2 separate regions of the Homo sapiens genome follow, and region 1 is linked to region 2. Evidence: read pairs that join two places in POLR2A ChIA-PET (ENCODE). Cell type or tissue: PC-9. All regions are shown on one strand.

The links. ChIA-PET counts read pairs that join two places held together with the same protein. Peaks named below come from ENCODE experiments on the same cell type or tissue, not always from the same donor. Only the 100,000 strongest peaks of a DNase experiment are listed, where the experiment ranks them.
Region 1: POLR2A ChIA-PET joins it to region 2 with 9 read pairs; 1 of 35 experiments calls an interaction of 5 or more read pairs at or near these places.

Annotation. Positions count from the first base shown.
Region 1 is chr13:79,867,897-79,871,896 of GRCh38, reverse strand. No RefSeq gene overlaps it. Among named protein-coding and RNA genes, the nearest start is that of LINC00382, 2.7 kb to the left of the region's middle. In PC-9, no CTCF peak of the experiment used is centred here; a DNase peak (open chromatin) is centred at 2,386.
Region 2 is chr13:79,421,810-79,425,809 of GRCh38, reverse strand. It overlaps RBM26-AS1 (RBM26 antisense RNA 1), which reads right to left. Exons shown (of 7, transcript NR_038991.1): 6 at 3,596-3,823; 7 at 1,474-3,083. LOC105370274 (a long non-coding RNA gene) reads left to right here. Exons shown (of 4, transcript XR_942112.2): 3 at 2,005-2,080; 4 at 2,901-3,207. Among named protein-coding and RNA genes, the nearest start is that of RBM26-AS1, 18 kb to the right of the region's middle. In PC-9, a CTCF peak has its summit at 1,599 (motif pointing left); a DNase peak (open chromatin) is centred at 1,549.

The sequences.
Region 1 (4,000 bases), 450 kb before region 2:
CCACTTCCAAGTTTCTGCAATGCAGAATAAAACATAAACATGTCAACTACTCCACTGGATCAAACAAAAAAAAATCAATATCCTGTTTTCCTGGACCACAGAACTACTAATTGCCTTTAAGTGGGCAATATATTTCCTTGAAGTAAGATGAGCTAATTACTTTCCTTCTCTTATCAGAAGCCTATGATAATAAAAGAATGGGAAAATGATTCTCCTTGAATTAAGATTGATTTAGGTAGAATATAAAATGTATAACCTGGAGGTAAAATAAAGAAGTGAGGAAAACAAACAATGATCAACAAAGATAAAAAATATTATAAAGTAGGAAAAGATCTAGCAACATTGGAAATAAGTTGAAAATTATCAGAAAAAGTATCTATGGATCTCTGAGAATCTTTCCTTCCCCAGTAATTAAGCTAACACTAGGTGACATTTTGTTTTTTGCCAGACACTGCTATAAACATTATCCATGTATTAACTAATTTAAACAGCCAAGCTAGGTGAGTACTATTTATGTCCCTGTGTTTTAGAATGCGGACCTGTGTTTTAGAACGAGGACCTGTGTTTTAGAATGACCTGGTGCCAGGTCATACAGCTTTTAAGAGACACAATCAATATTTAAAACTGAATCTCCCCTTGCCCAAGCTGAAAAACCGAACATCTCTAAGAAAGTATCCTCTCGTCTCTTTTGGTTCTTTTGCGTAAGTCTTCACATCTTCTAGTGGTCTTAATGAATAATGAAGGTGAAAAGCCCAGGTAAACCTTTAGAGGTAAATCTGAATATGCAGCTTTTGAAGATGCTGTCTAGGGAGAATTCCCCCAAGTATATATGAGGAGAATTATAGCAATAGAGAAGTGAGTGGGATGGAAATCCTACCAGATGGCATAATATTGTTCAGACAGCGTTGACTGGTTTCCTTTGTATCATATGGTGAGACAACATGTGAGTAAGAAAGGGAGGATGCTGGTGTGTGGAGATGATAAAGGGAACAGGAATGAGAAAAGAAAAAAAGATATAATGATTGTTTTACAGTTTCTAGAAGTTTATGCGCCATATTGCAAATAGGAAATGATTATATGAATTCAATATAATTCTTACAAAATAATAAAATTACAAAGGACTAAAGGTATTAACCATTTCAACACGTGATTGATGGAGTTAAGAAATGTAAAACTAGAGTAGGTTAGGCCAGTTGTCTGAGTTATCCAGCTAGTTAATGCCAGAGTCAACAAGAGAAATCCAATTTCCCAACTTGGTTTCTTCCTGCTTTTTTTTTTTATAACCCTGTGCTACAATATCTAATAAACAATGTCAAGTCTTGATCATTAGCATCTACACTTAATTTAATATGAGCAACAGGCCACAGAAGCTTCTATAGGCTTCTAGATTGTTTTCCTCAATCTGTGTGAAGTTGCTAATTATCTGTTGTTAATGAAAACAACCCTGTAAGCAGCTGAAGAAATGGATTGGAAATAGTAGTTTGAAGTCCAGTAAAGAAACACAGGTGTTGCTGTGTTCAATTAAAGCCTAACAAGAAACTTAGTGGGATAAAAGGGTGGGAGGTGGAACAGGAAAAGGGAAAAATGACATCATCCTCTGCTGGAACTGTTGGAGAAAGGAGAAAAGCCAGAAAATAGCTTACTAAGCACTTCCTAATAAGGAATTTGTAAAGCTGAAGATTTGCAGGACTAACTTTTGTCCACAAAACAATTTACATTTCAAAAAACTAATTTGTGAAAAGATTTTCTTTTAAAAACAGTAGAAAGTCATAGTGGTCAAAGTTAAAGCAAAGACTAGATTTTGAAGCAGGCAATAAATTATAAATTGAGGGGTTGTTTTTGTTTTTGTGGAGGGCAAGGCGGGGGAATAGATTCTATTTAATTTGTTAAAGGTTGATATTTGTACACTGAAAACAGTGTTTTGTAGTACCTTATGGTGTAGGCACTTTACCTGTGTTACTGCAGTAGGGATTTTAAAAAAAAACATCTTTTTGGTATGTTTTTAACAATAATAGTGTACTTCTCAGAAGTCTTTTAAACAATAGTCAATGTTCCAGAATTGAGATACATGTACTGTTGACTTCTCACTTGAACACTAATTCTCTTATTCTTGTTAGGAATTCCATGTAATACAGAAAGAACGGCAACGTTTATTTTGATTGCCTATTTTGCATACCACAAGGCAAGGAATTCTCAGGTTCTGAGGAACACCTCAAAGATATGCAGAAAAGCATTACTTAAAACTTTTTCAGGAAGCTCTTTGCCCCCCTTCCCATCTCCGTCACCTTTAAATCCAGGTATATTTGTAGTAGGAATTTGTTCTGTGGAACCCTGCAGCAATATTTCCCTTCATTTCCATGACAACAGCTCTCTATCAACTTCTGAAGGAACTTGCCTGTATTGTAAACAAACCTCTCTTGGCAATTGGCCTGTTTTCTCTCTCTATCTCATCTTCCATCTGCTCAAAGGCTTTGCTTCAAAAAGAAATAGGTTGCAGGTGTGTACTTTTTCTTTCTCTATCTCCCTCCCCCTTTGTTTCTGAAAGAGGTCAATCTCGGAGATTAAAATTCCCTCAACTAGTGAAATTAACAGTCTCGTGGAGCGAGCCTGAGTACCTGTGTGTACCTGGTAATGAATATTTGGAGCGTATCAACACATAGCATGTTTGGTTCCATTTTAACACAAGCCTCCTCAGAAATAAGCAGACTAACACATTTCATGAAGTGAATTCCAACTACAGGAAAAAATAAGAAATGATTCATGTCAGGCAAAAATAAATCCAAAATAAGTTTTGTTTCCGAATCTTTCATTAAGTCAAAAGTACCTAAGCTATTATAGAAATATTATATACTATATTTATATTATATATATTATATATAATAGAAATAGCTTAGCATTAATAACAGAAATAAAATCTTACCCTGAGCAAGGTGAGAAAAAATGTTTTTGTTTACTTGTTGGGAAAAAAAAAGTCTCTTATACCTTTAACTTGAGAGTTTCATGACCTCACACCAGAGTACAACTTTAATCTTCAGGACTTGAAATGTAGGTCAGTGATTTGTCCAATCTAATAAATTTGACATTTTTGTAAGTTCATTTACCTACACTGTTCTTTTTTTTATTCATTATCACAGCTGTTGAATCAAGTGACTGCTAGAACAAACCGAATTGTCTGGCATTATTTAAGACACCAAAAACCAAAGAAAAAAGGAGGAAAAAAAAGATAAATTTTCTTTATTAAACATAAAGTTTGAAGAGAGATAACCGGAAAAAAAGTATTTGGCTAGAATTATAGAGAGATTTGGGGGCATATGAACCACATTCTCAGGTTTCTATTGGAAATGTTGTTATATTTGCTTGTTTTGTCCTTAATTTTCCTTAAGAGTCATGAGGAGGGACCACCTCACTAATAATATCTGAAGAAAGGTCTTTTTTTAAATTTATTTTTAATTGACAAGTGAAAATTGTATAGATGCATGGCACACAATGTAATGTTCATTTATATACAGTGCAATGATTAAGTAAAGCAAATTAACGTATTCATCACCTCACATCATTATCATTTTGGGGGATGATTTTTGATATCTCCAGAAAACCCCTGATTTGTGAAGCCTGATGTATCTTCTCTTAGATAAACAATAGAAAACAACAAAAACAATAACACGTTATATTGAATTTCCAGTATGTTTTTATTTTTCTGTTGATACTTATATTATCTAAACCTAAAGTACAGTACTAATAACAATAGACTTCTTTTAATTTTAAAGCATCTTCATGTCTTTTTCTCATTTTATGATATGGTCTTTTATCTGTATAATTACAAAAATAATTTTATAAGAAGAAAATCCCAAATTCAGCATAGCCATAAAAACAAACAACAAGAAGAATCCTTACATCTTTCTTGTTGAAAGTACCCAGTTATTGTCTAATTCTTTGTCATGACAAAAATCATTAGTTATTCAAGACACAATGCCTGTAACAATTTATATACAGTAAGATT
Region 2 (4,000 bases):
TGTCCTTTTACCTAGCAATCCCACTTTTGGGACTTTATCCTTCAGACACATAGACTTCACATGTAGAAAATGGCAAATATATACAAGTTCATTATTGGAGAATTTTCTGTAATTGAAAATGGAAACAACTAAAAAAATTTATTAAGTGGGAATAGATCAATTATTATATATTCTTACAATCTGTCTGCTATACACTACACATGCCTAAAAAAAAGGAGTAAGGTCTCTACTATAGACTTACGCGAATGTTTCCAATATATATTAGTAAAAAGAGCAGGATACAGAATAGTGTATATGATATGCTGTTTTTGCATAAGAAAAATTCGATTAGAATAAGATTTTATGTTCATATATGTCTGTATATTCATAAAGAAATTCTGAAAGGATACATAAGAAACCAATAATGGGCCGGATGTGGTGGCTCACGCCTGTAATCCCAGCACTTTGGGAGGCCAAGGCGGGTGGATCACTTGAGGTCAGGAGTTTGAGACCAGCCTGGCTAACATGGTGAAACCCCATTTCTACTAAAAATACAAAAAATTAGCTGGGCATGGTGATGCACACCTGTTATCCCAGCTACTCGGGAGGCTGAGGCAGGAGAATCACTTGAACCAGGAGATGGAGGCTGCAGTAAGCCTAAATTGCACCATTACACTCCAGCTTGAGCAACAAGAGCAAAACTCTGTCTCAAAAAATAAAAAAAGAAAAAAAAAAAGAAGAAGAAACTAATAATGGCATTTATCTGTGTCTTTGGAAGGGCTGAGAATTGAGTGAATGGGAATGTATTTAAATTATGTGTTTAATTTCATGTGTAAGAATTAAATTTGAAGTGTGTCATATTTGTCATTTTTTATCTGTTACGTTTTATGCTTGTAGCTGGAAGGTTTCCATTTTAGTTTACCCCAGAAATCTCTGTTACAAACATTTCTTTTTTTTAGTAAAGGCTATTAGAAAAATAAATTGAATAGCTGAGTGCAGATGAGTGCAGTGGCTCACACATGTAACCCCAACTCAGGAGACTGAGGTGGGAGGATTGTTTGAAGCCAGGAGTTTGAGACTAGTCTGGGCAACATAGCAAGACCCTGTCTCTACAAAAAAATTTTAAAATTAGCCAGGCATAGTGGAATGCATCTGTAGTCCTAGCTGCTTAGAAAGCTAAGGCAGGAGGATTGCTTTACCCCAGGAGTTTGAGGTTGCAGTGAGCTATGATCACATCACTGCACTCCAGCCTGGGTGACAGAGCGACACTCTTGTCTCTAAAAAAATTATAATAAAAGAAAAAGAAAAAAAAAACCTTGAAATTATGTAGTTTTAATTGACATTTTTACATAAAATATCATTAATATCTTTTTATTTAGAATTGATTTATTATTTCAACCTAAAGTATGACTTTTTTGTTTACTAATACATTTTTATTATTTAAATAACAACTACATTATTTTTCAGAATCCAGTAGCTTTTTTTTTTTTTTCCTTTTTCTTGGTTCTCATTGGTTATAACACAGTAGCTTTTAAAAGCAAATTTTCTTCAGTAAGTTGAAAACAATAAAAAAGTATGAGCTCCCTCTGCTGGCTCTGAAGTGGCATATCAAGGTACATTTTGTTTATTTGGAAACAAACTGGCACACGGTACATGCCATTAATGCAATTTGCTAATATTAGGGAGAATAATTTTAAACTGTTTTCCATAATTTTATAAAAGTTAAATTATGCTAATGTGCCACTAATATTGGCAAGTAAGATTAGCATTTCAATATAAGTGTTAAAGTTGTATTCACTATGTACCTGAGCTATTTGGTATATCCCTATATAGTGCCATATAAGTGTGTTGAACAGGAAAAGTTTCTGCATGCACCACAACAGGTACAGGAGGATTTGTTTTAAAATTTATTATGACTTTTGAATTGCAGTAATCATAAAACCTATGCTGTGTTAGCAGATTAATATTTAGTTCATTAAAAATACCACAGTTTTTGTTGTTGCTGTTGTTGTTGTTTTGAGACAGAGCCCAAGTAGAGTGCAGAATCACCTGGGTTCAGACGATTCTCGTGCCTCAGCCTCCGGAGCAGCTGGGATTACAGGTATGCTCCACGACACCCAGCTAATTATTTTGTATTTTTTAGTAGAGACGGAGTTTCACCATGTTGGCCAGGCTGGTCTCAAACTCCTGGCCTCAAATGATCTGCCCACCTTGACCTTCCAAAGTGTTGGGATTACAGGCATGAGCTACCGCGCCTGGCCCATATGCATAGTTTGAAGCTAGGAGAAATAGAAAATATTTGCATAGTAAGCAGTGACATATCATTCTGAGTATAAATTTTTTTGTCATGACACATAATCTCTGATGCATTGATTTATGATGTACTTTGCAAAATTTCAAGATACTTTTATTTTTATGATTTGTTTTTATCTTCCAGATCATTGATCTGTGTCTCAGTGGTAATCATCTCATCTTTCTATTTATCTACTAAATTCTTTAACTTTTTGTGTTGTACTTAAATATGCTTAAGGATGCCTTTAAAAAAATTCAAATTTTCATCTCTCTTTTACAAGTTCGACTTTCCCCTTGTTTCTTCTGACTGATATTCCTCTCTCAAATTGCTGTCTCTTATATAAGATGTTATTTTTCTTGGTTGGCTCATAAGCTCAATTCTGATTGTTGAAATACTGGGAATTCCACATGTGGTGGAAAGCAAAGGTGTTTCTAGTCAGGGGTGCACTGAAGCCAGTTGTCACTAGCCTATGAGAGCTGATTATTAATTTTTCAAGAATTCTTCAAGCTAGTTGTTAAAGACAGATTTTATTAAAGCTGACATATAAACTTACATTAAAAACCAACACAATTTTCAAAATCATTTCCGAATTATTTAACTTCATTTTATTATTATTTATGCTCCTCAGGTAATTTACATCGACTGCATCTGTATGGTGAAAATATAGTATAATGGGGTGCTGCTGTGAATCTCCTTCCAATTCTGCATTCTGTGATATCATAGTGGTAACCTGAAATCCACCATAGTGGGGACATTTACACAATAACTGGCAAATGCTACAAGGCTGGGCTTTTTCAGTTTTGTTGATTGTCTGGACATAAAAAGGTAATACAGAAAATGTTACCAATACAAGCATTTGGGAAAAATAAACTAAAACCTTTTGTGAAAAACAACAGGTTTTATGGAATTTACAATAAATAATACTGTATATTTTATTATTTATAAATTCTGTGCTACACATTCTTCATATCAGTAAAACTTAGAACATATATATGTATCCATACATTTTGTTTTCTAGAAAGCCACTGGTTGAACATTAACCAGCACACTACTGGAGTCTCTACCCACAAAGGTAGTATAGGTGGGCAAGGAGTCAATTCTCTGTGAGACTCCTGGGGGAGTCACTGACTTAGTACATCAAGAGTAGTGCTGTGATTTTAAAATATGTCCACAAATTCTTTGATACATCTCCTATCTAAAGACAGGCCCTGATTTTCCTCCCCATGAATGTGAGCTGTACCTAACGACTAATGAATGTGGTGGAAGTAACCGTGTTAGACTTCTAAGGCTAATTCATAAAAGACAGTGTGGGCTCTGTCTTACCCTCTTTTGGACTGCTTACTTTGGGGAAAGCCAGTGGCCATGCCATGAGGACACTCGAACATCTATGAAGAGGTCCCACATGGTGTGGATAAGGACTCCTGCAACGGCCATTTTGGACCTAGATTCTCCTGCCCCAGACAGGGCTTCAAATGACTGGGGTCCCAGCAGACATCTTGACTGCAACTTCACAGGAGACTCTGGAGCCAGAACCTCTCAGCTAAGCAGCTCCTGCAATCATAACACACAGAAACTGTGATGTAATGAACGTTTGTTGCTTTAAGTAAGCCCCTAAGGTTTGGAGTAATTCATTAGATGGCAACAGATAACTAATATAAGCAGGGAAGACTCATTATCCCCATTAAACTTCTTGGACTTTTGGGAGTCAATGAAATCTAAGACTCTCTC